Linked DNA regions of Homo sapiens: region 1 is linked to region 2. A link is an interaction called in ENCODE POLR2A ChIA-PET data of the cell type or tissue named here. Cell type or tissue: GM12878. All regions are shown on one strand. Links, peaks and the distances in the headings refer to the core of each region. The heading gives the core; the rest is flanking DNA. Region 1 holds the start of LOC124904639 (a long non-coding RNA gene). Region 2 holds the start of LOC124904638 (a long non-coding RNA gene).

Evidence for each region. Peaks named below come from ENCODE experiments on the same cell type or tissue, not always from the same donor. Only the 100,000 strongest peaks of a DNase experiment are listed, where the experiment ranks them.
Region 1: POLR2A ChIA-PET joins it to region 2 with 10 read pairs; 2 of 35 experiments call an interaction of 5 or more read pairs at or near these places.

The regions. Positions count from the first base shown.
Region 1 is chr19:11,771,444-11,787,642 of GRCh38, forward strand. ZNF441 (zinc finger protein 441) reads left to right here. Exons shown (of 4, transcript NM_152355.3): 2 at 6,168-6,294; 3 at 6,887-6,950; 4 at 8,576-12,635. The coding sequence ends at 10,463. It overlaps LOC124904639 (a long non-coding RNA gene), which reads right to left and starts at 6,194. Exons shown (of 2, transcript XR_007067141.1): 1 at 6,051-6,194; 2 at 5,732-5,882. RefSeq lists a silencer at 9,868-10,068. In GM12878, for the core only: no CTCF peak of the experiment used is centred there; no DNase peak of the experiment used is centred there.
Region 2 is chr19:11,560,843-11,577,041 of GRCh38, forward strand. ACP5 (acid phosphatase 5, tartrate resistant) reads right to left here. Exons shown (of 5, transcript NM_001611.5): 3 at 15,874-16,001; 4 at 15,401-15,746; 5 at 13,818-14,410. The coding sequence ends at 14,168. It overlaps LOC124904638 (a long non-coding RNA gene), which reads left to right and starts at 14,407. Exons shown (of 2, transcript XR_007067140.1): 1 at 14,407-14,511. RefSeq lists enhancers at 1-6, 7,491-7,580 and a silencer at 7,031-7,080. In GM12878, for the core only: no CTCF peak of the experiment used is centred there; a DNase peak (open chromatin) is centred at 7,539; H3K4me3 peaks cover 12 bases; H3K27ac peaks cover 1,861 bases.

The sequences.
Region 1 (16,199 bases), core at 3,173-11,172, 210 kb after region 2:
GACACGAGCTGTTCCAGTATAATAAAATATAAAACAAGAATAGTTATACCAGATATAGATCTTAGATATGATTATATATGAATATCATTAATCATTAGTTGGCAGTAATTACTCTTTATTCCAATATTATAATAATCCTCACTCTATAATCATAACCTACGAAAAACCAGGCCATACAGAGATAGGAGCTGAGGGGACATAGTGAGGTGTGACCAGAAGACAAGTGTGAGCCTTCTGTTATGCCTGGACAGGGCCACCAGGGGGCTCCTTGGTCTAGCAGTGACGCCAGCGTCTGGGAAGACGCCCGTTGCCAGGCGGTCCGTGGTCTAGCGGTAGCAAAAAGTGTCAAGGAACACCCACTACTTAGCAGACCGGGAAAGGGAGTCTCCTTTTCCCCGGGGGAGTTTAGAGAAGACTGCTCCTCCACCTCTTGTGGAGGGCCTGACATCAGTCAGGTTTGTCCGCAGTTACCTGGAGGCGTAACCATCTCCCTGTCATGCTGTGCTTCAGTGGTCACACTCCTAGTCTGCCTTCATGTTCCATCCTGTACACCTGGCTCTGCCTTCTAGATAGCGGTAGTAAATTAGTGAAAGTACTAAAAGTCTCTGATATGCAGAAATAATGGCGTAAGCTGTCTTTCTCTCTGTCTCCTCTCCCTCTCTGCCTTGGCTGCCAGGCAGGGAAGGGCCCCCGTCCAGTGGACATGTGACCCACGTGACCTTACCTATCATTGGAGATGACTCACACTCTACCCTGCCCCTTTTGCTTTTGTATCCAATAAATAACAGTGCAACCAGACATTTGGGGCCACTACTGGTCTCCGCACATTGGTGGTAGTGGTCCCCGGGCCCAGCTGTCATTTCTTTTATCTCTTTGTCTTGTGTCTTTATTTCTACGCTCTCTCGTCACCGCACATGGGGAGAAACTCACCGACCCTGTGGGGCTGGTCCCTACACCAGGCCAGGCTGGGTGCACTGGTAGGCTAGGCATGGTGGCTCACATGTGTAATCCCAGCACTTTTAGCTGCTAGCATTCAGGAAATCTATCAGAATACTGGATGAACACAAGCTAAGGGAACAGAGACTTCAGTGACTACACTGGACAGAGAATACAGTCTCTGCAAACATACTCTGAAAATGTTACTAAACAAATGAATAATTAAAACCTTCCACAATCCCAGCACTTTGGGAGACCAAGATTGGCAGACTGCTTGAACCCAGGAGTTCAAGACCAGCCTGGGCAACATGGTGAAACCCCATCTCTACAGAAAACACAAAAAATTAGCAGGATGGGGTGGCACATCCAGCCACTCAGGAGGCTGTAGTGGGAGTTCCAGCCACTCAGGAAGCTGAGGTGGGAGGATCACTTGATCCCAGGAAGTAGAAGTTGCAGTGAGATAATAACACTGCACTTCAGCCTGGACAACAAAGCAAAACTCCTCCTGGGTTCACACCATTCTCCTGCCTAGCTCCCGAGTAGCTGGAACTACAGGCGCCTGCCACCACGCCCGACTAATTTTTTGTATTTTTAGTAGAGACAGGGTTTCACCTTGTTAACGAGGATAGTCTCAATCTCCTGACCTCGTGATTCGCCCGCCTCGGCCTCCCAAAGTGCTGGGATTACAGGTGTGAGCCACTGCGCCCGGCCTGCTTTCAATTCTTTACATTTCCTTCTAAGCACATTCTAAAAATTTTGCTATGATATACTCTTTTTTTATCAACATTGCAATATTTACATTTGCTTGAGAATTCTCTTTGACGCTTTTATAGTTGAGAGGCTTGTCACTTAAATCTCCAGGTTTTTAGGCTTTTCAAGTATGTTTCTGTTATTTATTGCTACTTTAATTATAATATAGTTTGATCGCATATTTTATAGAATTTCTATTTTTAAAAATGTGTTCAAGTGTGTTTTATGATTCAGAATATGGTCTATCTTGGTATATACTTCATGAGGGCTTGAAAATAATGTGTAGCCTGCTGGTGTAAAATGAAAGAATCTGTAAATACACATCAATTAAATCTAGTTGATTAATAGTATTCTTGAGTTCACATGTATCATTAGTGATTTTCTGCCAAACTGATCTGTCAATTATTGAAAGAGGTGAGTTGTTTTTCTCCAACTATAGTTGTAGATTTGTGTATTTTGTCATGTGGTTTTATAAGTTTTTGCCTTATGTATTTTCATGATCTGTGTTTATGGGCATAAATGTTAAGGATTATTATGTCTTGTAGGATTGATCTCTTTATCATTATGAAATATCTCCATCGTGTGTAATTTTTTTGACCTAAAATCTTATTTGTCTGAATTTAGTATCAGTGTTCCATATTTCTTTTGATTAGGGCTAGAATTGCATATATTTATCCAAACCTTTCTATTTAAAATGGTTTTCTTGTGCACATCGATGGGCCTTCTTTTTCATTATACTCTGCCAGTCCCTGCCTTTTTTACTGTTGAATATAGGTAATACACATTCTATGTCATAACTGATGTAATTGGATTAATATCACATATATGTTATTGTTTTCCATTTATTGTACATTATCTGTTTTTTTCCACTTTCTCCTTTCTGCCTTCTTTCATTTTGACTGAGCATGTATATGATTCCATTTGCTTGCTTCTATGAGTATAGTAAATCTCTTTGTTTCTTAAATGTTATTAGTGAATTCACTAGAGTTGGTAGAATACTATTCACAACTAATGAGCCTACAGTTTCAAATAACACTATACCGGCTTCAGGGGTAGTGCTGATATAACAAAGTATTCTGAATTCCTCTATTGTATTGCCCAATACATTGCTGATATTATTATGTTGAACAAACCTGTATCTATTATATTAGATCAGATAGGTATAAGAAAACTAAAGAATTTCAAATGTCTTCATTTAATTCTAAGAGTCTTCGTGTGTGGGTGTGTGATCCAAATTTCTAATCTATTTAATTTTTCTTCTCTCCGATGAACTTCTTTTAACATTACTAGCAAGACAGTTGTATCAATCATACATTCTATCAATTTCATTCCTTTTTTTTCTCCTTAGTCTAAATAACTTCAATTGTTCTATCTTCATTTTAGCTGATTTTTTACTTTGGTTGCTCACATCTGTTGAACATCTATAGAGAAATTTTCATTTTAGATGTTGTGCTTTGCAGTTGCATAAATTAAATATGGTCCAATTTCTAATTTTGTATTGATATGATTTTATTCATACATCCCTTTTCTGGTTTTCTTTTAGTTCTTTGTTCATAATTGCCTTTACCTCATTGAACATATTTAAGACAGTTGCTTTAAAGTTTTTATTCAATAAGTCTAATGTCTGAGGTTCTCAGAGATGGTTTATCTAAATTAAATTTTTTTTCCATTGATGAGCTATATTTTTATTCTTCTTTATAGTCTTTATGGATTTTTTGTGTTGTAAAGCAGACATTTGAATGTTATAATCTGGAAATCAGATTCCCTTCACTGTTTGCCCTTCTGGTTTGTGGAAGGTTTTAATTATTCATTTGTTTAGTAACATTTTCAGAGCATGTCTGCAGAGACTGTGTTCTCTGTCCAGTGTAGTCACTGAAGTCTCTGTTCCCTTAGCTTGTGTTCATCCAGTATTCTGATAGATTTCCTGAATGCTAGCAGCTAAAAGTAAAAAAGACATGCCAAACAAAAAGCTGACCTCTTCCAGTCTTTGTGGATGGGTCTGTGATGTAGTATTTGGTGAACACTTAGCCAGACTGCTTAAAACTCTGCTTTAGCCTTACCTTTCTGTTTTACCAAACTGAGAGATGATGCAGAGCTGAAAATGAGGGCCTCCCCAGGTCTTTTGTGAAAATGTGTTTTTTCCAGTGCATGCATTTCCAGTACATGCATTCTCAATTCCCCAAAACACTGGAGTGCTTTTGAATGCCCCCTTTTTTTTGAGATGGAGTCTCGCGCTGTCGCCCAGGCTGGGGTGCAGTGGGGCAATCTCAGCTCACTGCAAGCTCCGCCTCCTGAGTTAATGCCATTCTCCTGCCTCAGCCTCCCGAGTACCTGGGACTACAGGTGCCCACCACCACGCCCGGCTAATTTTTTGTATTTTTAGTAGAGACGGGGTTTCACCGTGTTAGCTAGGATGGTCTCGATCTCCTGACCTCGTGATCCGCCCACCTCGGCCTCCCAAAGTGCTGGGATTACAGGCATGAGCCACCGCGCCCAGCCTTTTTTTTTTTTTTTTTGTGACGGAATCTTGCTTTATCGCCCAGGCTGGAGTGCAGTGGCTCAATCTCGGCTCACTGCAACCTCCGATTCGCAGGTTCAAGCGATTCTTGTCCCTAAGCCTCTCGAGTAGCTGGAACTACAGGTGCCCGCCACCACACCTGACTAATTTTTGTATTCTTAGTAGAGACGGGGTTTCGACATGTTGACCAGGCTGGTCTCAAACTCCAGACCTCAGGTGATCCACCTGCCTCAGCCTCCCAAAGTGCTGGGATTACAAACGTGAGCCACCACGCTCAGCCTGAATGCCCTAATTTCTGAGGGAAATTGTTCTCTCCTTTTTTATTCCCAGGACTTAGATGTTCTACCATATGTCTTAATCATAATTTGTTGTCCCAGTTGTTTGAAGGTTTTTTATGTATTTTGCAACAATTTGAAGCAGTTCCTGCCAAGCTTGACCTAATTAGGCTCCATCATTGATTAAATAAAAAAGAGAACTTTCTTTCAGACCTTTGGATAGTCCACAGATGGATTGAAAAATACAAAGGTGCAATAACTTACAAATAAGATCTGATCTGCTCTCTCTAGGGATCCACATTGGAAATTTGGTCTGCTGTTTTCAAGACTGGTGCTGATGTGAGGAGGGATTGGGACAAGGACAAATAAAAACTCCACAAAACTTTCCTACTATTTGTCACCTTCCTTATTCTATTTGTTTATCTCTGTGTTAATAGTACAGGGTACTGAATATAATATATTCACCATACTTTATCTGTTTTTGGAAAGCTGTTGCTTTCTTGGTTAGAAGGATTTTAGCATTTTTAGATGTTTGTGACTTCTATTAGATTTGGTCATGTAATTTTTAATGATGACAAAAAGGTCTGTTTAGGGATTTAGGGAAATATTATAGATATTCATGAGAGATGACATTGAGTTTTTTTCTAAGAACATATGCAATCTTGGCCCTTCTTTTCTTCTTTGACATTACTTAATAAAGTTTAATTTTTCCATTGGGATGGTAAAATATCCTTATTAGTCTTTTGTCATACTTAACTACATATGTTCTACAGTAAACCAGTTGCTAGCTTCCAAATGTTCTCTCTTAGTGTAGTCACATAGCACAGGCTAAATCCCCCAAGGCACAAGGGTCACTCATTACAGACACAGTGACCAGAGTGTTTTTTCCCTTTTTTTTTTTTTGAGGCGGAGTTTCTCTCTTGTTGCCCAGGCTGGAGTGCAATGGCGCAATCTCGGCTCACCGCAACCTTCGCCTCCCGGGTTCAAGCAATTCTCCTGCCGCAGCCTCCTGAGTAGCTGGGATTACAAGCATGAACCACCATACCGGGCTAATTTTTTGTATTTTTAGTAGAGACAGTGTTTCTCCCTGTTGGTCAGGCTGGTCTCGAACTCCTGACCTCAGGTGATCTGCCTGCCGCGGCCTTCCAAAGTGCTGGGATTACAGGTGTGTGCCACTGTGCCTGGCCTCAGAGTGTTTTTTTCATGGCTTAGTCTGTTTTTTGTTGCTTATAACAGAATACTTTAACCTGGGTAATTTATAAGAAATGATATTTATTTTTTACACTTCTGGAGGGTGGGAAGCCCAGCATCAAGGCTGGGCATCTGGTGAGAGCCTTCTTGCTGGTAACTCTCTTTTGCACAATAGGTAGTAGGACTTTGTCATGACAAGAACTGCAGACCCACTGTAGAAATAGAAATGAGGAGTGATTCAGGCAATAAGACTCACTTTCTTAACTTACCAACAAGAGGCGTGTTCCTATTCAACTGTTACTTTACAAAACATGTTCATTTCTAGGATCAGAATTGTGTGGGATAAAATGAGTGTAAAGAGAGAATAAGAGTGGGTTTACCATGTTCTTGAATAAATGCTTGGAAACCACAGCATCATGTGAAGGTTATGAAGTGAATTTACATTCCCAGTGCCTTCAGTTTTAATATTCCTCCTCTGCACATGTGAAATATTTCAGGACTCAGTGGCATTTGAGGATGTGGCTATAAACTTCACCTGTGAGGAGTGGGCTTTGCTGGGTCCATCACAGAAGAGTCTCTACAGAGATGTGATGCAGGAAACCATCAGAAACCTGGACTGTATAGGTAAGGATGTCATCATGTCTTCACTTAGTCAATTAGAGACATTTGTTTCTTGGTCATCAATGCTGTTCAATTATTTGAAATATGGAAGGGTATATAATTGGCCCTTGAACCAGCCACCCAAGCAGTCATACATCTTCTCCCGCACAACTTAACCACTAGTAGCCTACTGTTTACTGGCAGCATTACTGGTAACATAAACAGTTGATTAATACATGTATTATATGTCATATGTATTACATGCTATATATTCTCACAGGAAAGTAAGCTAGAAAAGGAAAATATTCATTAGGAAACCATAGGTAAGTGGAACATTATTTAGTATTCATAGAAAATACAACATTACAAAGTTTTCATTCTGATTGTCTTTACATTGAGTAGACTGAATAAGAGGAGGGGTTGGTCTTGCTGTCTCAAGAGTAGCAGAGACTGAAGAAATTCATATGTAAGTAGACCTGTGCAGTTCAAACCTGTGTTGAAGACTCAGCTGTAGTTTGGTGTGTGAATCATGCATGATTGTAGTGTACATAAAATCTTACAGTCTTTCTATAATTTTATAATAATTTATAGTCATTTTTCTGGTTCTAACTTTTAGGAATGATATGGCAAAATCATGATATAGAAGAAGATCAGTACAAAGATCTCAGAAGAAATCTAAGGTAATTTGCACTCACAAGAGAAAGCTGTGTCCTTGAAGTGATTCATAGTATGCCAGAAATTTTATTTTATTTTGTTTGTTTTAGAGACAGTGTCTCACTTTGTTGCTCAGGCTGGAGTACAGTGGTATGATCATAGCTCGCTGTAGCCTCGGACTCCTGTGCTCAATGGTCCTCCCATTTCAACCTCCTGAGTAGCTAGGGTTACAGGCATGCACCACCACATGTGGCTACATATTTAGTTTTTGTAGAGATAGAGTCTTGCTGTGTTTGACCAGACTCATCTCCAGCTCCTGTCCTTAAGCGTTCCTCCTGCCTTGGCCTCTCAAAAGGCAGGTATTGCAGGCATGAGCCACTGTGACCAGCCCAAAATTTTAAAAAGAAGCAAGGAAAATTAACAAGCCCACCTTAAATTTATTTATTCTTAGAAAATTTTCTTCAAAAACATATACTTAAATGTGACATGGCTATGGCTATTCAGTGCCTGCAAAATAGTTCCCTTGGAAACAGTATTAAGAATTCCCATATGAATGTCACTATCTTCAAAACAGCTGGGGTTGAGTTACCTTGTACATCATTCTGTCCATTCATGTTCAAAGAGGGCATGAGACCTACACTTTGCATGATAATGTTAGAAATGTAAATCCAGGCCAGGTGCGATAGCTCACACCTGTAATCCCAACTATTTGGGAAGCTGAGGCAGGAAGACTGCTTGAGCCCAGGTGTTCAATCAGCCTGGGCAACGTGGCAAGACGCCCTTTCTACAAAAAATACAAAAATTAGCTAGGCATGGTGGCCTGTGCTTGTGGTTTCAGTTACTTGGGAGGCTGAGACAGGAAGGTTGCTTGAGCCCAGGAGGTCAAAGCCGCAGTAAGCCCTGTTCACATTACTATACTCCAGCCTGGGCAACAGAGCAAAACCCAGTTTCAAAAAAAAAAAAAAAAAAAGAAAAAGAAAAAGAAAGGCTGGGTATGGTGGCTCACCCTTGTAATCCCAGCACTACAAGAGGTCAAGGTGGGCAGATTGCTTGAGCTCAGGAGTTCAAGACTAGCCTGGGCAACATGGTGAAACCTCGTCTCTATAAAAAATACAAAAATCTAATCTCAGCATTTTGGGAGGCTGAGGTGGGCAGATCACGAGGTCAGGAGATCGAGACCATCCTGGCTAACATGGTGAAACCCCGTCTCTACTAAAAATACAAAAAATTAGCCAGGTGTGGTGGCAGGCGCCTGTGGTCCCAGCTACTTGGGAGGCTGAGGCAGGAGAATGGTGTGAACCCGGGGGAGGTAGAGCTTGCAGTGAGCCGAGATTGCGCCACTGCACTCCAGCCTGGGCAACAGAGCGAGACTCCGTCTCAAAAAAAAAAAAAAATCAGCCATGTGTGGTGGCTTATGCCTGTAGACCCAGCTATTTGAGAGGCTGGGGTGGGAGGATGGTTTGAGTCCGGGAGGTGGAGGTTGCAGTGAGCTGAGATCACACCACTACACTCCAGCCTGGGCAACAGAGCGAGAACCTGTCTCAGAAAAAAAAAAGAAAAGAAAGAAAGAAAAGAAATGTAAATCCAATACTTATTAATACAAAATCATTTATAAACAAACCTTTACTAATGTACTTCTTATTTTTTACAGATGTCATATGGTAGAGAGAGCCTGTGAAATTAAAGATAATAGTCAATGTGGAGGACCCTTTACCCAGACTCAAGACAGTATTGTGAACGAGAAAATACCTGGAGTAGATCCATGGGAAAGCAGTGAGTGTACAGACGTCCTCATGGGTCGTTCATCTCTTAATTGCTACGTTAGAGTTGACAGTGAACACAAACCATGTGAGTATCAAGAATATGGAGAGAAGCCATATACACATACACAATGTGGGACAGCTTTCAGTTATCAGCCCTGCTTTCAAATACATGAAAGACCTCAGCATGGAAAGAAACTCTATGATTGTAAGGAATGTGCAAGCTTCAGTTCTCTTGAAAACCTTCAAAGACACATGGCAGCACACCATGGAGATGGACCTCGTATATGTAAGTTGTGTGGAAACGCCTTTATTTGGCCTAGTTTATTTCATATGCTTAGAAGAACTCACACTGAAGAGAAACCATATGAATATGAGCAGTGTTCTACAGCGTTTCCTGCTTATAGTTCCACTCTAAGACATGAAAGAACACACAGTGGAGAGAAACCCTATCAATGTAAACAATGTGGGAAAGCCTTCAGTTGTTCCTGTTACACTCAACTATATGAAAGGACTCACACTGGAGAACAATCCTATGAATGTAAGCAATGTGGGAAAGCATTTTATCATCTTGGAAGCTTTCAAAGACACATGATAGTGCACACTGGAGATGGGCCTCATAAATGTAAGATATGTGGAAAAGGCTTTCTTTCTCCCAGTTCAGTTCGAAGACATAAAAGAACTCACACTGGAGAGAAACCGTATGAATGTAAGTATTGTGGGAAAGCATTCTCTGATTGCACAGGTTTTCGAAGACACATGATAACGCACACTGGAGATGGACCTCATAAATGCAAGGTATGTGGGAAAGCCTTTGATTCTCCCAGTTTATGTCGAAGGCATGAAACAACTCATACTGGGGAGAAACCCTATAAATGTGAATGTGGGAAAGCCTTTAGTGATTTCTATTACTTTCGAAATCATGAAACTACTCACACTGGAGAGAAGCCATATAAATGTAAACAATGTGGAAAAGCCTTCATTTGTTGCACTTACCTTCAAATACATGAAAGAATTCACACTGGGGAGAGACCCTATAAATGTAAACAATGCGGAAAAGCCTTCAGGTCTTCCAATTACATTCGAGTACATGAAAAGACTCACACTGGAGAAAAGCCCTATGAATGTAAGCAGTGTGGAAAAGCACTTTCTCATCTGAAAAGCTTTCAGAGACACATGATAATGCACACTGGAGATGGACCTCATAAATGTAAGATATGTGGGAAAAGCTTTGATTCTCCCAGTTCATTTCGAAGACATGAAAGAATTCACACTGGGGAGAGACCCTATAAGTGTAAACTATGTGGGAAAGGCTTCAGGTCTTCCAGTTACATTCAACTACATGAAAGGACTCACACTGGAGAGAAACCCTATGGTTGTCAGCAATGTGGGAAAGCATTATCTGATCTCTCAAGCTTTCGAAGACACATGATAACACATACTGGAAATGGACCTCATAAATGTAAGATATGTGGGAAAGGCTTTGATTATCCCAGTTCAGTGCAAAGACATGAAAGAACTCACACTGGAGAGAAACCCTATGAATGCAAGGAATGTGGTAAAGCCTTCAGTCATTCAAGTTACTTACGAATACACGAAAGAGTTCATACTGGAGAGAAGCCGTATAAATGTAAGGAATGTGGGAAACCATTCCATTGTCCCAGTGCCTTTCATAAACATGAAAGGACCCACAGTATGGAGAAACCCTATAAGTGTAAAGAATGTGGGGAAGCATTTCATTGTATCAGTTCCTTTCATAAACATGAAATGACTCACTAGAGAAAACCCCTATGAGTGTTGAACATGTGAGAAAGCCTTAAGTACTTTCAGCTTCTTACAAATACATAAGAGACTCACACTGAAAAAAGTTGTATGAATATAAAAATGTACTAAAACCTTCCATTTTTTTCAGTACCTTTTGAAAACATGACCAAACTCATACTTCAAAAATATATATATAATGAATGTGAGGAATATGAAAAAACTTTCTTTGTCTAGCAAACTTTCAAAGGTGGTTATTATAACATACTAGCAATGGACCTTACTACTGTAAGGAATGTAGAAATGCATTTACTAGTCCTAATTCATTTCAGTTACATGAAAGATTTCAAACTGCAGAGAACCACTATGAATGTAAACAATGTGGTAAAGCATTTAGTAGCTTCAGTTTCTTTTGAATACAGTCTTCTCTAGTTTCTGAGGTGAATTGATTCCAGCACCCTCAGGAATACCTATATTCAGAGATATTCAAGTCCCTGATATTAAAAACAGCATATTTGCATATAATCTAGGCACATTTTTCTGTATATCTTAAATCATTTCTAGATTACTTATAATACACAATGCATTGTAAATTCTGTATAAGTTGCTTTTGTATTATTTAGGGAATCATGACAAGAAAAAAGTCTACATGTTCAGTACAAATACAACTGTCATTCATTGTCCTAAGTACGTGTACATGTCAGCAACAATGTCAGGATCTGTGGAGTTTGCGAGTATAAGATCTTTAAGTGTTGAAGGTTTCATCTCCATAATTGCAGCTGCTTTAGCTACAAATATTATAGGAAGCTGTTCCTTCTTTTTCTTTACATCACCAAACCTTCCAGTGGTTATAGGCATTTTGTTATCCTTCAAGTGACCTGGAGCCTTTGTTGCATGACAGGATTGTACCTGAAGATCACATTCTTTAACAATTGGACCTACTGAATCTGTAAAACTACTAGAAGAAAACATATTGAAAATACTTCAGGACATTGGTTTAGGCAAAGATTTTATGGCTAATACCTCAAAGCACAGACAACAAAGATAAAAATAGACAAATGAGACTATCTTACACTAAAAAGTAGCTGTGCAAAGTAAAGGGAACAACAAGAGTGCAGAGAAAACCTGTTGAATATGAGAGAATATTTGCAAACTATGCGACAAGGGACTAATATCCAAATATACAAGGAACTCAAACATCTCAACAGCAAAAAATATAAATAATCCCATTAAAGTGGGAAAAGGATGTGAACAGACAGTTCTCAAAAGAAGACATGCAAATGGCCAAAAAGTATATGGAAATATGTTCAACATCACTAATGATTAGGAAAATGCAAATTGAAACCACAATGAGATACTCTACTTAGAATTGTTCTTACTAAAAAAGATAAAAAACAACAAATGCTGATGAGGATGTGGAGAAAAGAAAACTTTCACTGTTGGTGAAAGTATAAATTAGAACAACTACTGTGGAAAACAGTATGTAGATTTCTCAAAAACCTAAAAATAGAACCACCACATGATCCAGCAAACCAAGTATAACCACAGGAAAAGAAATCAGTATATCAAAGAGATACTTGCACTTGCATATTTATCACAGCACTATTCATGATAACAAAGATATGGAATTAACCTAAGCATCCATCAGTGGACACAGGGATAAAGAAAATGTTTATGTACACAGTGGAATACTATTTGGCCATAAAAAAGAGTAAAATGTTATTGCTAACAACATGGATGGAACTTGAGGTCATTATGGTAAGTGAAATAAGCCAGGCACAGAAAGACAAATACCACATGTTCTCACTTATATGTGGGAGGTGAAAAACTTCACCTCATGGAGATAGGGAATAGAATAAGTTATCCGGGGCTGAGAAGGGGAAATGAAGAGAAATTGGTGAATATGTACAAATTTCCATTTAGATCAAAGGAATAAGTTCTGATGTTAGAAAGCATACTAGAGTGAACTATAGTTAGCAAAAATATATTGCATATTTCAAAGTAGTTGGAAGAGAGGACTTGAAATGTTACCAACACATAGAAGTGGTAAATACTCAAGATCATGGATACCCCAAATACGCTGACTTGACCATTACACATTCTATGCATGCAAGAAATGCTCATGTGTACCTTATATATATGTAAAATATGTATCAATAAAAGAAAATATATAAGATAGTTTTAAAATAACACTATTGTCAGGTGTCTGTGGGCTGAGGAACAGCCTAAGGTGTAAACTTAAGTTCTTCTCAGGTCTTTTCTTAGTTGCACCTGTCCCTGGGCATGTGTGGTAACTGTCTAATTTTCTCTGCATGTATGGTTATTTTTGCACAACCTAATCTTCAGTGGCTCTCAAAAGGAGAGGAATAAAAGCATTAAGGGAAAAATAAAAGGCACCAGCCTGGAAGTCACTTCAGATGGAGGGGAAGGGCCTTCAAAAAATGGAGAGAGATGCAGCAGCAACAGTCACCACCACTTCTTTGTCTGTAACTCTGTGATCAGAAGCAACAATTATCAAGCAGTGCGCAGATCCCCAATATTTGGAAGACAGGTCCTTTTTGTCCACCCTGGCCCCCCAAAACTGCATGCAGACTGCTGTTAGAACTTATGCATAGCTACCTGTCATGGAGCTGAGGAGGGGGAATGAGTCAGGGCTGCTGACTCAACTAAGAGTTGAAATTGACCGAAATTAACCCAATTTTATTAGCCAATTATTTCCCTGGAAGCTGCAAGCTTTTAATAGTATCCGCAGTTTCAAAATAGCTACATGAGTTGGATTCTGCCAATGCAAATCCAGGTGGGGGATACAGATTCTTCATGCTTTTTATTCTGCCATCTTCCTTGAATCCTCTGACCTGACTTTTTATACTAATACATTACTTCAGGTCCCATCCCACATGTCACCTCCTCAGCAAGTCTTTCTGTCACCTCAGTTACTCCTTTCCATATATACATTTTTTTTAATACACTTTTCAGAGTCAGGGAAATCCGATTAGGTTCACAGACTTTACTGCTTTCTTAACAACCTATGAAAAGTCAAATCATATAAATGAACCAAACTGAATAGTGTCACTGTTACTTTTATGAAGTGTTATCCCGTAGATTTAAAAAAAAAGAAAGAAAGCCGGGCGCGGTGGCTCACGCCTGTAATCCCAGCACTTTGGGAGGACGAGGAGGGTGGATCACCTGAGGTCAGAAGTTCAAGACCAGCCTGGTCAACATGGTGAAATCCCGTCTCTACTAAATATACAAAAATTAGCCGGGCGTGGTGGCAGGCGCCTGTAATCCCAGCTACTCGGGAGGCTGAGGCAGGAGAATCGCTTGAACCCGGGAGGCAGCGGTTGCAGTGAGCCGAGATCGCACCATTGCGCTCCAGCCTGGGCAACAAGAGCGAAACTTCGTCTCAAAAGAAAAAAAAAACTGCTTTGCACCGATTTGCAGAAAAAGAGACAACGAACTCCCTCTCGTGGTGAGGATGGCATTAACATCCACACATAACTCCTTTAGGGTGTGGATTTCTGAATTGTGCTGAGATCTCCAGAATTTACAGCAAGTGATGGTCAGTTTAAAATATTCTGTGCCTTCAATGAAGAAGTAGTGTAGCAGGTTAGGGAGAAGAGAAGCAAATAAAATGGATGAGGTCCTCACTTAGTATATCACAATCTCTCCTGGAAGACTATTTATTTATTTATTTTTTTGAGACGGAGTCTCGCTTTGTCACCCAGGCTGGAGTGCAGTGGCGTGATCTCGGGTCACTGCAAGCTCCGCCTCCCGGGTTCACACCATTCTCCTGCCTCAGCCTCCCGAGTAGCTGGGACTACAGGCGCCCGCCACCACGCCCAGCTAATTTTTTGTATTTTTAGTAGAGACGGGGTTTCACCGTGTTAGCCAGGATGGTCTCGATCTCCTGACCTCGTGATCCACCCGCCTCGGCCTCCCAAAGTGCTTGGATTACAGGCATGAGCCACCGCGCCCGGCTCTGGAAGACAATTTCAAATGAATAAATCAAGGAACATGAGAGAGCCACAAGGGAGTTCAACCTGAGTCCAGTTAGACTCCTTGAAAGGGAAAGCTATTTACAGAATACTTCGGATTTAGCTGCGGAAATGATTTGATGGGTCAGTGGTGGTGGAGTGAGGTTGAGACCATTTAAAATAGGTGACGTAAACATGTGAAACCTCAGACACAGAGCCCTTGGTGTTAACCATGATCTGTTGAAAGTCAGAAGAATGAAGCAGAGGGAATTGTTGGAAGCTCACATTTGATTAGCTTTTTTACATATAACATGTGTTGACAAGGCCGGGAGCGGTGGCTCACGCCTGTAATCCCAGCACTTTGGGAGGACGAGGAGGGTGGATCACCTGAGGTCAGGAGATCGAGACCATCCTGGCTAACACGGCGAGACCTCGTCTCTACTAAAAATACAAAAAATTAGCTGGGCGTGTTGGCGGGCGCCTGTAGTCCCAGCTACTCGGGAGGCTGAGGCAGGAGAATGGTATGAACCCAGGAGGTGGAGCCTGCAGTGAGCCGAGATGGCGCCACTGCACTCCAGCCTGGACAACAGTGCGAGACTCCATCTCGACAACAACAACAACAAAAAACAATGTGTTGACGTAGAAATTATTTATTGATGTATTTTTCTCAAACTAATAATTATTTTGAAGGGTTTTTTTTCCACCATGTAAACATAACCAACTCCCAGGAGCTTCCATGTGTATATGCTTAAATGTATAATATGTGTAAAAGTTCTATCAGACTTAAATCATCCATTTATCACACTTTAAACACCTATGAATGACCAGCCTGGGCAACATACCAAGACCTAATTTCTACCAAAAAAATTTTCTTTCTAATGATCCAGGCATAGTGACATGTACCTGTAGTCCTAGCTACTCCAGAGGATGAGGTGGGAGGATTGCTTGAGCCTAGGAGGTTGAGGCTGCAATGATCCGTGATGGCATCACTGCACTCCAGCCTGGGTGACACAGTGAGACCCTGTCTCAAATAGAAGAAAATGTCAAATAAGATGAATGTGATTGCTTAAACTCTTCCACACAGAAGAATTTATCAAGATGGTCTTCAGAGGTATATCATGAGGAAGCAGTACAGTGCAATGAGGAAAAAACAACAAAAAACAAGTGAAGGGGGCAGAAGACCTCAATTCTACTCTTTACTCTCTCTAGATGTGAAACAACCTTGGGCAAGTCACTGCGCCTCTTTGAGCCTGTTATTTCATCTGTAAGAAGCTGAGATAATTAATATATCATAGATAATGTAGTGTTCTCAGTAGAAACTGAAACAGCACTCTGAGATCAAACTCATTAATATTCCTACAACAAAATGAGTAAATACTTGAAACAGAACAAAACAGCCAATAAATAGCCTCTTATTTCTTGATGTCAGGTTCATGCCTACCTTACAAAATAGAGTTGTCAGAGCTTTTTGGTTCGTAGAACTGAAGAAAAGGGACTGTAGACTCATGGAAGTGTCTAATGTCAGAAAGCCAGATATGTCAAAGATGAATTTCTGAAATTAAAACATTTTATTTGGGAAGAAATACTTGTAATTCAGGGCATACACACAGACCAAGTGGTCTTTGGTATGTCTTAAAAACAGAGAACATTGGAGGTTTCATGAAAAGGAGAAGTGTTACATATGGTTCTTCAAGAAAGTTCATTGGCACTAGTAAGGTTTTTGGGAGTTGGAAAGTTCTGATCGGGAAATGATGGCAATGAGTAAAACTATTCTTAGAGC
Region 2 (16,199 bases), core at 6,796-14,795:
TACCGTGCAACTTGCTATTTCCACTTAACCATCTATACACGTATACCTAACTTTTGTTTTTAGTAGCTACATGATTCATAGTGCAACTCTGCCATAGTATAATCAACGGTTATCCTACTGATGGACAATTCCTGGACTTTCCTGAGTTTTGCCACTGTGATGATGCAGTAAATGTCCCTGAATCAGTATCCTTAAGACTGGATCTTTAGTGAAGCATAGTTTTCAAAAAATGACATTTGTGAGTACAGTGTCTCACCCCAGTAACCCCAGCACTTTGGGAGGCCGAGGTGGGAGGACTGCTTGAGCCCAGGAGTTTGAGGCTAGCATGGGCAACATAGTGAAATCCTGTCTCTAAAAATAAAATAAAATAAAATAAAAAACAATAAATGATGGCCGGGTATGGTGGCTCACACCTGTAATCCCAGCACTTTTTTGTTTTTGCTTTTTTTTTTTTTTTTTTGAGACAGAGTCTTGCTCTGTGGCCCAGGCTGGAGTGCAGTGGCGTGATCTCGGCTCACTATAACCTCCACCTCCTGGATTCAAGCAATTCTCCTGCCTCAGCCTCCTGAGTACCTAGGATTACAGGTGTGCGCCAACATGCCTGGCTAATTTTTGTATTTTTAGTAAAGATGGGGTTTCACCATGTTGGCCAGGCTGGTCTTGAACTCCTGACCTCGTGATCTGCCTGCCTTGGCCTCCCAAAGTGCTGGGATTACAGGCGTGAGCCACGGCGCCTGGCCCATCCCAGCACTTTGGGAGGCCAAGACGGGTGGATAACCTGAGGTCAGGAGTTCAAGACTAGCCTGACCAACATGGTAAAACCTTGTCTCTACTAAAAATACAAAAATTAGCTGGGCATGGTGGCAGGCACCTGTAATCCCAGCTACTCAGGAGGCTGAGGCAGGAGAATCACTTGAACCCCGGGAGGCAGAGGTTGCAGTGAGCCGAGATCGCGCCACTGCACTCCAGCCTGGGCAACAAGAGTGAAACTCCATCTCAAAAAAAAAAAAAAAACAAAGACATTGAGTCACAGGATGTATATATCTTTCATTTTGTTCATGATTGCCACATTAGTTTTCTCTTTTTCTCTCCTTTCATCCCTTCCCTCTCTTACTTCCCTCCTTCCCAGCTTTGTTGGATGTAATTGACTGAACATGAACTGCTCATATTTAAACCATGCCTGGCCGAAATTGCATGTTTTGACATACAGGTATATCATTAAAACATGACCATAATCAAGACAATTATTTCCATCACCCTAAGAAATTTCCTCTTACCAGTAGCCGAGTGTGATGGCTCATGCCTGTAATCCTAGCACCTTGGGAGGCCGAGGTGTGCGAATCACGTGAAGACAGGAGTTTGAGACCAGCCTGGGCAACACGGTGAGACCCCTTGTAGTCTCCACTACAAATACAAAAATTAGCCAGACATAGTGGCACACGCCTGAAGTCCCAGCTACTAGCGAGGCTGAGGCTGGAGAATCACTTGAACCCGGGAGGCGGAGGCTGCAGTGAGCCAAGATTGTGCCACTGCACTCCAGCCTGGGTGACAGATCAAGACTCAGTCTTAAAAAAAAAAAAATAAGAAAAAAAAGAAATTTTTCTCTTGCCCTTTTGTGCTCTGTCCCCTACTCCAGCCCCTGGCCCTAACTGATTTGTTTTTGGTTCCTGTAACTTTGTCTTTTTCAGAAAGTCATATAAGCTGAATCATACAACGTGTAGCCTTTTGAGCTGGGCTTCTTTCCCCAGCATAAGATGTTTGAAACTCACTCATGTTCCCAGCATTTTGGGAGGCCAAGGCGGGTGGATTGCTTGAGGTCAGAAGTTCAAGACCAGCCTGGCCAACATGGTGAAACCCCATTTCTACTAAAAATACAAAAATTAGCTGGATGTGTTGGTGTGCGCCTGTAATCCCAGCTACTTGGGAGGCCAAGCCAGGAGAATCACTTGAAACCAGGAGGCGGAGGTTGCAGTGAGCCGAGATCACGCTATTGCACTCCAGCCTGGGCAACAGAGCCAGACTCTGTCTCAAAAAAAAAAAAAAAGAAAAAAAGGAACTCACTCGTGTTGTTGGATATGTCAGCAGTTTGTTTCTTTTTTGTTTTCTTTTGAGATGGGGTCTCACTCTGTCACCCAGACTGGAGTGCAGTGGCACCATCATGGTTCACTGTAGCCTCAACTTCCCAGGCTCCAGCAGTCCTCCCACCTCAGCTTCCCGAGTAGCGGGGATTACACCTGTGCACCACCACGCCCAGTTAATTTTTGTGTTTTTTGTAAAGACAAGGTTTTGCCATGTTGCCCAGGCTGGTCTCGAACTCCTGGACTCAAGCAATCCACCTGCCTTGGCCTTTCAAAGTGCTTGGATTATAGGCATGATTATTATTCAGTTGTATTCTGTTATATGAATGTCCCACACTTTGTTTATCTTTTCACCTGTTAGTGACCTGTTTTTTGCATTGTTGCCGGTTGTTGAACAATTATTAGAGCTGTTATGAACCATTTCTTTCATTTTGAGGGTGGCAGATGACACCACTCCAAAATATGCCACTTTGGCATATGGATTGTTTCAGCTAAGTGCACTTGAAAAACAGTAGGTGCAGGAAAAGCACTCTGACCTCCCTCTTTTCTCTGGAAAACGAGATAAACCCCCATATGGAAGATGCCCTCCCCATCCCAGGAAGAAAGTAAAATTCTTTTTAGACAGGGTCTCATCCTGTTGCCCAGGCTGGAGCGAAGTGGTGTGATATCCACTTCCTGCAACCTCACTGCAACCTCCACCTCCTAGTCTTAAGCGATCCTCTCGCCTTGTCCCCAAAATAGCTGGGATCACAGGCGCCCACCACCATGCCCAGCTAATTTTTTTGTATTTTTGGTAGACACAGGGTTTCACTAAGTTGCCTAGGCTGGTGTCCAGCTCCTGAGCTCAAGTGATCCACCCGCTTCTGCCTCCCAAAGTGCTGGGATTACAGGCCTGAGCCACCGCGCCCAGCCCTAGAGCGTACAATTCTTATCACCAGAAGACAGGGAGTCAAAGCTGAGGAAAAAATGTACAAACAAACCTTGTTAAATGAACCCTTATTTTTCTAGTTATTTTTCCACCATTAACTGCTCTAGCCCAAACCCCTTTGTCTTGTCACATTTTCATAATTTACTACCCTTTTAAAACTTTATTTATAATATTTATTTATAATTTTAAAATTTATTTATATATTTATTTAGAGACGGGGCCTTACTCTGCTGCCTAGGCTGGAGTACAGTGGCACAATCATAGCTGATTGCAGCCTCAAACTCCTGGGCTCAAGCGAAACTCCCACGTCAGCCTCCTGAGTACCTGGGACTACAGGTGCGTGCCACCCAGCTAATTTTATTTTCTGTTGTTTTAGAGATGGGGTCTCCCTGTGTTGTCCAGGCTGTTCTTGAACTCCTGGGTCCAAGCAATCCTCCCACCTTGGCCTCCCAAAGTGTTGGGATTACTAGTATGAGCCACCACGCCCATCTATAATTTACTACTTTTTTTTTTTTTTTTTTTGAGAAGTCTGGCTCTGTTGCCCAGGCTAGAGTCCAGTGGTGCGACCTCAGCTCACTGCAACCTTTGCCTCCTAGGTTCAAGTGATTCTTCTGCCTCAGCCTCCCAAGTAGCTGGAATTACAGGTATGTGCCACCATGCCTGGCTAATTTTTGTATTTTTAGTAGAGGTGGGGTTTCTCCATGTTGATTAGGCTGGTCTCAAACTCCCAACCTCAGGTGATCCGCCCACCTTGGCCTCCCAAAAGTGTTGGGATTACAGGCATGAGCCACCATGTCCATCCATAATTTTCTACTGTTTGTCTAATACAGTAAATAAGTGTTTGACTGTAACTGCTTCTTTGGGTCTTCCTTTTCAGGGCTCCCATGTCCCATAGAACTTATGTTAAATATATTTCTATGCTTTTCTCCTATTAATTGATCAAATGTCAGTTTAAGTCTTAGGCCCCGCCAGAGATCTAAGAGGGTAGAGGAGAAATCTTGCCTTCCCTCCACAGGTCTTTGTGTGGATGTTCATTTGCATCTTTCCCTGTGATTGCTTGCTTGCTTGCTTGCTTGATTGATTTTGAGACAGGGTCTCACTCTGTGGCCCAGGCGGAAGTACAGTGGCATGATCATGACTCACTGCAGGCTTGACCTCCCAGGCTCAAGTGATCCTCCCACCTTAGCCCCTGCCCCACCCTCTCCACCCCACCCTCTCAACCCCCTGAGTATCTGGAACTACAGATAAGCACCTCCATGCCTGTTTACTTTTTTATTTTTATTTTTTATTTTTGGTAGAGATGGGATTCACTATGTTTCTCAGGCTGGTCTTGAACCCCTAGGCTCAAGCAATCCACCCACCATGGCCTCCCAAAGTGCTGGGATTACAGGCATGAGCCACCACATCCTGCCTCCCTGAAATATTTGATTCCTTCGGAATTTATTTTTGTATGTGGTCTAAGGTAGGGTTCAGGTTTTGTCTCATTCTAGTGCAAACTGACAAGGCAAATAACACCTCCTTTTCCATGAAGTTGCAATGCGACCTTGAACCTATATTATGTTCTTAAATAAATCTTCCTGAATTTGTTCTTGGATTCCCTCAGTATTTTCCTGAGTCAATGCTATATTGTTTTTGTATTTGTTTCTACTTTCTCTCTTGATATTTTCCCGAGCCAATGTTTTGTTTTGGTTTTTTTTTATTTTTTTTTATTTTAGAGATAGGATCTCACTCCATCATCCAGGCTCAGGCTGGAATGCCGTGGTGTGATCATTGCTCACTGTAGCCTCCAGCACCTGGGCTCGAGGGATCTTCCCACCTCAGCCTCCTAAATAGCTGGAACTACAGGCGTACACCTCCATGCCTGGTTAATTTATGTATTTTTTTTTTAAGTTGGGGCCTTGCTATGTTGCCCAGGCTGGTCTTGAATTCCTGGCCTTAAGTGATCCTCACATCTTAGCCTTCCAAAGTGCTGGGATTGCAAGTATGAGCCACCACACCTTACCCTGAGTCAATGTCAATGTCCTTTTTTTTTTTTTTTTGAGACGGTGTCTTGCTCTGTCACCCAAGCTGGAGTGCAGTGGCGCAATCTCGGCTCACTACAACCTCTGCCTCCAGGGTTCAAGTGATTCTCTTGCCTCAGCAGCCTCCCGAGTAGCTGGGATTACAGGTGCCCACCATCACACCTGGCTAATTTTTGTATTTTTAGTAGAGACAGGGTTTCGCTATGTTGGCCAGGCTGGTCTTGAACTCCTGACCTCAGGTGATCCACCTGCCTCAGCCTCCCAAAGTGCTGGGATTACAGGTGTGAGCCACCACACCTGACCCTGAGCCAGTGTGTTACTATTTTGATGACTGTATGTTTTGCTATTGGTAAGGCAGGTATCTCACCTTCTTATTCATGATTCTTGGCCTGGGATGCTGTTTAGGAAGTGGACATGGCCTGAGTGTCAAGTGACAGACAGCCTACTGGCTGCATGAGAATGCCAGTCCCTTTTTCAGCCTCTAGTTTGACAAGCAGAGTGGCAAGATGATAGTGTCTGTGACAGCTGAAATCAGGAGTGGTTGGTTGCTCAGGAGGATCGAGAAGAGATGAAACCCTGCCACTTGCCTGAGGGACTCTGCTGTCTCGTTTCTTGCAGGTTAAAAGGCATCTTTCCAAAAATGGCTGAACCTGGTGTGGTGGCTATGCCTGTAATCCCAGCATTTTGGGAGGCCAAAGTGAGAGGATCACTTGAGGACAGGAGTTCAAGACCAGTTTGGGCAACCTAGGGAGACTCCATCTCTCTTTTTTTTTTTTTTTTTTTGAGATGGAGTCTTGCTCTGTCGCCCAGGCTGGAGTGCCGTGGCGCGATCTTGGCTCACTGCGAGCTCCACCTCCCAGGTTCACACCATTCTCCTGCCTCTCAGCCTCCCGAGTAGCTGGGACCACAGGCGCCCGCCACCACGCCCGGCTAATTTTTTTGTGCGTGTGTTTTTAGTAGAGATGGTTTCACCGTGTTAGCCAGGATGGTCTCGATCTCCTGACCTCGTGATCTGCCCTCCTCGGCCTCCCAAACCGCTGGGATTACAGGCATGAGCCACCGCGCCCGGCATTTTTTTTTTTTTTTTTGGAGACAGAGTCTCAGTCCATTGCCCAGGCTGGAGTGCAGTGGTGTGATCTCGACTCACTGCAACCTCCACCTCCCGGGTTCAAGCAGTTCTCCCACCTTAGCCTCCCAAGTATCTAGGGTTATAGGTGCACACCACCGTGTCTGGCTAATTTTTGTATTTTTTGGTAGAGGAGGGATTTCACCATGTTGACCAGGCTAGTCTCAAACTCCTGACTTCAGGTGATCTGCCCGCCTTGGCCTCCCAAAGTGCTGGGATTACAGGCGTGATGTACCATGCCCGAACACCATTTCTTAAAATAAATAAATTAGGCCGGGTGCGGTGGTTCATGGCTATAATCCCAGCACTTCAGGAAGCCGAGATGGACAGATTGCTTGAGCCCAGGAGTTCAAGACCAGCCTGGACAAAGTGGTGAAACCCCCTCTCTACAAAAAATACAAAAATTGGCTGGGTGCAGTGGCTCACGCCTGTAACCCCAGCACTTTGAGAGGCCGAGGTGGGTGGATCACGAGGTCAGGAGATCGAGACCATCCTGGTCAACATGGTGAAACCCCGTCTCTACTAAAAATACAAAATTAGCTGGGCATGGTGGCGCACTTACCTGTAGTCCCAGCTACTCGGGAGGCTGAGGCAGGAGAATCAATTGAACCTGGGAGGTGGAGGTTGCAGTGAGCCAAGATCAGGCCACTACACTCCAGCCTGGCGACAGAGCAAGACTCTGTCTCACGGTGAAACCCCGTCTCTACTAAAAAAAAAAAAAAAAAAAAAATTAGCCGGGCGTGGTGGCGGGCGCCTGTAGTCCCAGCTACTCGGAGAGGCTGAGGCAGGAGAATGGCGTGAACCCGGGAGGCGGAGCTTGCAGTGAGCCGAGGCTGCGCCACTGTACTCCAGCCTGGGTGACAGAGCGAGACTCCGTCTCAAAAAAAAAAAAAAAAAAAAAAAAAAAAAAAATTAGCCAGGTGTGGTGGTGTGTGCTTGTAGTCCCAGCTGTTCAGGAGGCTTAGGTGGGAGGGAGGATTGCTTGAGCCCCGGAGACGGAAGTTGCAGTGAGCTGTGATCACACTACTGTACTCCAGCCTGACAGCCTGGGCAACAGAGTGAGACCCTGTCTAAAAAACAGAAAAGTAAAGAAAAAAATAAAATAATTAATTAAGATGGCTGAGTGCTGGCTGGTGTTGTCTCCTCAGCAAGACAGAAGCTCCCTGAGGGCCAGCGCCCACCCTGATTTATTCCTCCTAGTGTCCTTGGGTCCCCAGCTGCCTGGCACAGAGCTTTGGTCCTTGGTGCTCGGTAGAAGTGTCTGGCTGATGTAGAGGAGGGAGCCTGAGTTACAATCCCCCCTCCCCTGCCACTCAGTCTTCGTGTGACATTGGATGTGTCACTTCTTCTTTCTGTGCTCTGGGCCATGAGAACGGGGTCCTTGGGCTATGATGGTGACCTCTGATTCAGACTCCTGCCTGTCTGGTGCCTCTGAGTCAGTGAGAAGAGCGCGGCTGTGACCTCCCTAGACTGTTGTGGTTAAGATTGAGGGACTGCCACTTCCTAGAAATTACCTTGGTCACAGTGGTTAAGCCGTCCAATCTAAGATAAATATTGTACCAAAAAAAATTAAAAAATAAAAACCCACAAAAACACGTCTGAGCTTCTGTAATAGCCTCTGAGAAGCAAGGATGATTCTGGCCCCTGCCTCATGGGCCAGGATCAGAAGTGACGGTAAATGGCAGCTGGAACAAACTCAGGATTACATTTTGGGGATTTGTTTGTTTGCTTGAGACAGAGTCTTGCTCTGTTGCCCAGGCTGGAGTGCAGTGGTACGACCTCGGCCCACTGCAACCTCCACCTCCTGGGTTCAAGTGATTCTCCTGTCTCAGCCTCCTGAGTAGCTGGAATTACAGGCGCCCGCCACAATGCCAGCTAATTTTTGTATTTTTAATGGAGACAGCGTTTTGCCATGTTGATCAGGCTGGTCTCGAACTCCTGATCTCAAGTGATCTGCCCGCCTCAGCCTCCCAAAGTGTTGGGATTACAGGTGTGAGCCACCACCCCTGGCCAGGATTGCATTTTGGAAAGATCACTGCTTAATTATAACAGTTGGCCAGACATGATGGCTCACACCTGTAATCCTGCATTTTGGGAGGCTAAGGAGGAAGAATCACTTGAGGTCAGGAGTTTGAGACCAGCCTAGGCAACATAGCAAGACCCCATCTCTACAAAACACACACACACAAAATTAACCAAGAGTGGTGGGGTGAAGCTGTGGTCCCAGCCACTCAGGAGGCAGAGGCAGGAGGATCCCTTGAGCTCAGGAGGTGGAAACTGCAGTGAGCTATGATTACACCATTGCACTCCAGCCTGGGCAACAGAGTGAGACACTGTTTCAAAAAAAACCAAAAAATTGTAACAGTAACACATACACCTTGTAACAAATTCAACAGTATTGACATCTATAAAGTAGCAAATTATACCAAGATACACACACACACACACACACACACACACACACACACGCGCGCGCGCAAAGTAACAAATAAGCCGGAGCAGTAGCTCATGCCTGTAATCTCAGCACTTTGGGAGGCCTAGGCGGGTGGATCACCTGAGGTCGGGAATTCAAGATCAGCCTGACCAACATGGAGAAACCCTGTCTCTACTAAAAAATACAAAATTAACCAGGCGTGGTGGCGCATGCCTGTAATCCCAGCTACTCAGGAGGCTGAGGCAGGAGAATCGCTTGAATCTGGGAGGCAGAGGTTGCTGTGAGCTGAGATCACGTCACTGCACTCCAGCCTGGACAGCAAGAGGGAAACTTCTTCTCAAAAAAAAAAAAATAAGTAAAATAACAAATGAAAGGTGACAATTTCACCAAGTGCCTCTCCCCAGAAGTAACCTCAGTTACTTTTTTTTTTTTTTGAGATAGTCTCCCAAACTGGAGTGCAGTGGCGTGATCACAGCTCACTGCAGCCTCCACTTCCCAGACAAGAACGATTCTCATGCCTCAGCCTCCCAAATAGCTGGGATTATAGGCATGCATCACCAGGCCTGACTCATTCTTTTGTATTTTTTAGTAGAGGTGGGTTTTTGCCATATTGGCCAGGCTGGTCTTGAACTCCTGTCCTCAAGTGATCTGCCTGCCCCTACCTACCAAAGTGCTGGGATTACAGGCATGAGCCACTGCACTCAGCCCTGTTTACATTTTGTCCAGATTCATTTCACTCCGCTAGGCAGGCAGCTGGAGCCAAACAACTGGGTCCCTGCCGTGTAGCAGTTGCAAGTGGCGGTTGAGGGTGGGCCAAAGGAGGGGTTCCTGTGCCTTGCCTAGCGCTAATGGCCTGGGTTGCCTGGGGGTGGGTGTTACTTAACTCTCCCTCAGAGGGGAACTGGGCTCCCCTGCAACTGTCACATCAGGTCTAGCACTCTGCTTTCAGTATAAGAAAAACAGGCCCTGAGATTTTTTTTTTTTTTTTTTTCCCCTGAAACGGAGTCTCATTCTGTTTCCCAGGCTGGATTGCAGTGGTGTGATCTCGGCTCACTGCAACCTCTGCCTCCTGGGTTCAAGCGATTCTCCTGCATCAGCCTCAGTAGCTGGGATTACAGGCACGTGCCACCATACCCAGCTAATTTTTTGTATTTTTAGTAGGGATGGGGTTTCACCATGTTGGCCAGGCTGGTCTCCAACTCCTGACCTCAAGTGATCTGCCTGCCTCAGCCTCTCAAAGTGCTGGGATTACAGGTGTGAGCCACTGTGCCCAGCCCTGAGATAATTCTCCTTCTAGAAGTTTTCTTACACATTACTTTCACAGCATTGGTCCAGGGACCACCACTGCAGCCTTGTTGGTAAGAGGGAAACAATTATTTATTTATTTATGTATTTTGAGAAAGAGTCTCGCTCTGTTGCTCAGTCTGGAGTGCAGTGGCGTCATATCGGCTCACTGCAACCTCCGCCTCCCGGGTTCAAGCAATTCTCTGCCTCAGCCTCCCAAGTAGCTGGGACTACAAGCACACGCCACCATGCCCAGCTAATTTTTGTATTTTTAGTAGAGACGGGGTTTCACTATATTGGTCAGGCTGGTCTCAAACTCCTGACCTCAGGTGATCCACCTGCCTCGGCCTCTGAAAGTGTTGGGATTACAGGTGTGAGCCACCATGCCTGGCCTAGAAGGAAAGATTTAAAAAGACCACGGCTGGGTGCGGTGGCTCACGCCTGTAATCCCAGCACTTTGAGAGGCCGAGGTGGGTGGATCATGAGGTCAGGAGTTCAAGACCAGCTTGGCAAAGATGGCGAAACCCCATCTCTACTAGAAATACAAAAATTAGCTGGGCATGGTGGCGTGTGCTTGTAGTCCCAGCTACTTGGGAGGCTGAGGCAGAGAATTGCTTGAACCCGGGAGGCGGAGGTTGCAGTGAGCCAAGATCGTGCCACTGCACTCCAGCCTGGCTGATGGAGTGAGACTCCATCTCAAAAAAAAAACCTCAATGAGGCTGAGCACTTTGGCACTTTGGCTCACGCCTGCAATCCCAGCACTTTGGGAGGTTGAGGCAGGAGGATCACCTGACCCTGTGAATTTGAGGCTGCAGTGAGCTATGATCCTGCCATTGCACTCTAGTCTGAGTGACAGAGCAAGATTCTGTCTCTCAAAACAACCCCCAAAACCAATAAAATCCTGCAAGGGGCACTAGCAAGGAGCCAGTGACATAAGGCAGAAGCTTCGTGGCTGTCAAAAAGAAGTGCGATCTTTTTCCTTGTTCCTGGGAATCCTGCAAACATGTCTGCCCCATAGGTAATGCGTAGACAAGGTCATTTGTTATGACATTGAGGATTGCAAAATTGTTCGAAGTGTTACAGGAAAGGGGTCTCGATCCAGACCCCAAGAGAGCATTCTTGGATCTTATGCAAGAAACAATTCAGGACTGGGCACAGTGGCTCATGCCTGTAATCCCAGCACTTTGGGAGGCCAAGGCAGGTGAATCACCTGAGGTCAGGAGTTCAAGACCAGCCTGACCAACATGGTGAAATGCCGTCTCTACTAAAAATACAAAATTAGCCAGGCATGGTGGTGGGGGCCTGTAATCCCAGCTACCTGGGAGGCTGAGGCAGGAGAATTGCTTAATCGGTTGAACCCAGGAGATGGAGGTTGCAGTGAGCCAACATTACACCCATGTACTCCAGCCTGGGTGACAGAGTGAGACTCCATCTCAAAAAAGAAAAAAAAAAAAGTGGAGTGCAGTAACGGGAATGTGTGCAGAACTATGTGTATATTGTGTTGCTTTTGGTGTAAAAAATGGGAATGTGTTTGCAGTGGCATGCCCCTGTAATCTCATCTACTCGGGAGGCTGAGATGGATCACTTGAGCCCAGGAGCTCAAGACCAGCCTGGGCAACATAGCAAAACTCTGTCTCTGAAAAACAGTCTGGAAGCAATAGCTCATGCCTGTAATCCCAACACTTTCGGAGGCTGAGGCAGGAGGATTGCTTGAGCCCAGGAGTACAAGACCGGTTTGGGCAACAGAACAAGACTCCCATCTCTACAAAAAAAAAAAATCTAAAAATTAGTTAGGAGTGGTGGTGCGTGCCTGTAGTCCTAGCTACTTGAGAGGCTAGGGTGGGAGGATTTCTTGAGCCCAGGAGTTTGAGGCTGCAGGGAGCTATGATTGCACCACTGCACTCCAGCCTGGACAATATAGCAAGACCCCTCTCCCTAAAGAAATAATAGGCCGGGCACGGCGGCTCACGCCTGTAATCCCAACACTTTGGGAGGCTGAGGCGGGCAGGTCATGAGGTCAGGAGATTGGGACCATCCTGGCCAACATGGTGAAACCCCATCTCTACTAAAAATACAAAAATTGCCAGGCGCGGTGGCTCACTCCTGTAATCCCAGCACTTTGGGAGGCTGAGGCAGGCGGATCACGAGGTCAGGAGATTGAGACCATCCTGGCTAACACGATGAAACCCCATCTCTATTTAAAAATACAAAAAACGAGCCGGGTGTGGTGGCAGACGCCTGTAATCCCAGCTACTTGGGAGGCTGAGGCAGGAGAATGGTGTGAACCCGGGAGGCAGAGCTTGCAGTGAGCCGAGATCACGCCGCTGCACTCCAGCCTGGGCGACAGAGCAAGACTCCATCTCAAAAAAAAAAAAAAAAAAAAAAAAAATTAGCTGGGCGTGGTGGCGCGTGCCTATAATCCCAGCTACTCAGGAGGCTGAGCCAGGAGAATTGCTTGAATCTGGGAGTTGGAGGTTTCAGCGAGCCGAGCTCACGCCACTGCACTCCAGCCTGGTGACAGAGTGAGACTCCATCTCAAAAAAAAAAAAAAAGAAAAAAAAAAGAAAATAATAAAGGGAATGTTTTGATTATGGAGGCATAGACTATATAGAGAAAGAAAATGATTAATATTAGTTGCCCCTGGGGTGGAGGAAGACTTGCTTTATGTTGTACCCTTCTTTCTGCTTGGATTTTATTGAATTAATTTTTTTTTTGAGACAGAGTCTTGCTCTATCACCCAGGCTGGAGTGCAGTGGCACAATCTCAGCTCACTGCAATCTCCGCCCTCACCTCTCCACCCCCTTTACCCGCAAACCCCCTAGGCTCAAGTGATTCTCTCGCCTCAGCCTCCCAAGTAGCTGGGATTACAGTCATGTGTCACCACGCCTAGATAAGTTTTGTATTTTTAGTAGAGATGGGGTTTCACCATGATGGCCAGGCTGGTCTTGAACTTCTGACCTCAAGTGATCCGACCACCTAGGCCTTGCAAAGTGCTGGCATTACAGGTGTGAGCCATCGTGCCTGGCCTATTTTATTTACTTATTTTTTTTGAGACAGATTCTTGCTCTGTCACCCAGGCTGGAGTACAGTGGCACAATCTCAGCTCATTGCAACCTCCGCCTCCTGGGTTCAAGCAATTCTCCTGCCTCAGCCTCCTGAGTAGCTAGGACCATAGGCTCCTGCCACCACAACTGGCCAATTTTTTTTTTTCAGGCAGAGTTTAACTCTTGTTGCCCAGGCTGGAGTGCAGTGGCGCAATCTTGACTCACTGCAGCCTCCACCTCCCAGATGCAAGTGATTCTCCTGCCTCAGACTCCCAAGTAGCTGGGATTACAGGCACTCGCCAGCAAGCCTGACTAACTTTTTGTATTTTTAGTGGACATGGGGTTTCACTATGCTGGCCAGGCTGATCTTGAACTCCTGACCTCAAATAATCCACCCGCTTTGGCCTCCCAAAGTGCTGGGATTACAGATGTGAACCACTGAGCCTGGCCTCTGCTTGGATTTTATTTTTTTTTTATTTTTTATTTTTTTGAGATGGAGTCTCGCTCTTTCACCCAGGCAGGAGTGCAGTGGCGCTATCTTGGCTCACTGCAAGCTCCGCCTCCTGGGTTCACACTATTCTCCTGCCTCAGCCTCCCAAGTAGCTGGGACTACAGGCACCCGCCGCCACGCCTGGCTAATTTTTTTGTAGTTTTAGTAGAGACGGGGTTTCACCATGTTAGTCAGGATGGTCTCGATCTCCTGACCTCGTGATCCGCCCACCTCGGCCTCCCAAAGTGCTGGGATTACAGGTGTGAGCCACCGTGCCTGGCCGGGTTTTATAATCACATCCATGGATAAGGCAACTTGGTCATGGATGGGGTAAGAGATGGAGGCAAGGAACAGCAGCTCAGGGGAGCCCAGCCACTCTAACCAGGAGAACATAACACACCAGTGGCACTGGTTCAGCCTTGGCAACTATTCTTTTATTGAACATCAGTAACAGAAAGATGCTTGATTTAGGAGGAAGCTTTCCCTCCCTCCCTCCCCCATTGCACCCCGGAACTCAGCAAAGGTGAGCCAGCCACAGAGCATAACACTGTGGCTGGGACACATGTCCATGTGTGTTTCACATACGTGGGCATCTGTGCCACAAGGGTCATGTGGCACCACAGTTCATCAGCTGTGTTTCCCCTTCCTGCCCTGCTGCAGCGCCACAGGTTGGAGGAAAAGCCTGCCTGTGAGCAGGGTCCCGGCAGGGCCCACCCACCCAACAGTGGAGATCGGGCCTCAGAGCTGGGCAGTCATGGGAGTTCAGGGCCTGGCTCGCCTCGGCAGCCTGGTCTTAAAGAGGGACTTGCCCGAGGCCTCGATGTAAGTGACAGTCATCTCTTTGGAGCTGATCTCCACATAGGCAAAGCCACCCAGTGAGTCTTCAGTCCCATAGTGGAAGCGCAGATAGCCGTTGGGGACCTTGCGCTGGTGCCGCTTTGAGGGGTCCATGAAATTCCCAGCCCCACTCAGCACGTAGCCCACGCCATTCTCATCTTGCAGGTACTGAGGATGGAGGACAAGGGGTCAGTGGAGACCCAGCTTTGAGCAGAGCCCTGCCTAAGGTCCAGGGCTCGATCTGGCCCTAACCACAGAGTCACCTTGAGGTATGTAACCCCTCCTGGCTTCAATTTCCTGACTTTTAGGAGTGTATTAATCCTATTTCATAGGTAGAGCACTTAGTAAGAAATTGGTGGCCAGGTGTGGTGGCTCATGCCTGTAATCCCAGCACTTTGGGAGGCTGAGGGGGTGGATTGCTTGAGCCCAGGAATTTGAGACCAGCCTGGGCAACATAGTGAGACCTTGCCTCTACAAAAAAAATGCGCAAGGGCCAGGTGCAGTGGCTCATGCCTATAATCCCAGCACTTTGGGAGGCCGAGGCGGGCAGATCACTTGAGGTCAGAAGTTCGAGATCAGCCTGGCCAACATGGTGAAACCCCGTCTCTACTAAAATATAAAAATTAGCAAGGTTTGGTGGCCCATGCTTGTAATCCCAGCTACTTGGGAGGCTGAGACAGGAGAATTGCTTGAACCCAGGAGGCGGAGGTTGCAGTGAGTTGAGATCGTGCCACTGCACTCCCTCTCAAAAAAAAAAAAAAAAGCAAAAATTAGCTGCATGTGGTGGCCCATGCCTGTAGTGTCAGCTACTCTGGAGGCTGAAGTGGGAGGTTCACCTGAGCCCGGGAGATTGAAGCTGCAGTAAGCCCCGATTGCACCACTGCACTCCAGCCTGGGTGAAAAACAATGAAACCTTGTCTCCAAAAAAAAAAAAAAAAAAGAGCTTAAAAAAGAAAGAAAGAAAGAAATTGGCAATTCGAAGATATTATTCTGGCTTTGGAGTGTTTTCCTGGTTAGACAGCAAGATTTGAGGGACAGTCTAGACATTCTGAAGGCCACAGGAGACCCTCAAACAGCAGGAGGACCCCAGCCATGTGGACATCAGCTGGGATGGGGACCCCCCTCACCCAGCTCCCACCCCACCCACAGGGCCCTCACCTGCAGATTGTGATCGTGGCCGCACAGGTAGGCAGTGACCCCGTATGTGGCCAGCAGTGGCCGTAGCTGCTTGACCAGGCAGTGGGTAGGCCCGTGCTCGGCTATGGACCACACGGGGTAGTGGCCAGCCACCAGCACGTAGTCCTCCCTGGCCGCCGCCAGCTGTTTCTTGAGCCAGGACAGCTGTGTGCGGGCCAGCTTCACGTCTCGGGGCCTCTCAGGCTGCTGGCTGAGGAAGTCATCTGAGTTGCCACATAGTGTCACTGTGTCCAGCATAAAAATGGCCACAGACACATTGGTCTGTGGGATCTTGAAGTGCAGGCGGTAGAAAGGGCTGGGGAAGTTCCTGTGGAGGGGATAGAGGTCGTGGGTGCACATCTTGGGCGCAGAAGTCCCAGGGTCAGCTCAAGCCACAGGGCCCCTGTGTCCCTGCTATGTGAGGATCTCGGAAGGCAGGGCTGAGGGTGGCTCACCAGCGCTTGGAGATCTTAGAGTATGCAATCTGGGCAGAGACATTGCCAAGGTGGTCATGGTTTCCGGCTAGCACGTACCAGGGCACTTTGCGAAGGGAGCGGTCAGAGAATACGTCCTCAAAGGTCTCCTGTAGCAAACAGATAGGGCAGGCCTCTTCCCTGGGGTCAGTGGCTATGCCGATCCTCCCACCAAGTCAGGATAAGGGAGACACTGAATGCTCCCGGCGCCCAAAGGTGCCCCATCACCTTCCCTCTGCCCTCACCAAAGGAAGGTCACTAGGTAAGGCGGCTTCTCCCCACTGCCCGCCCCCACCTCCTGCCCCACT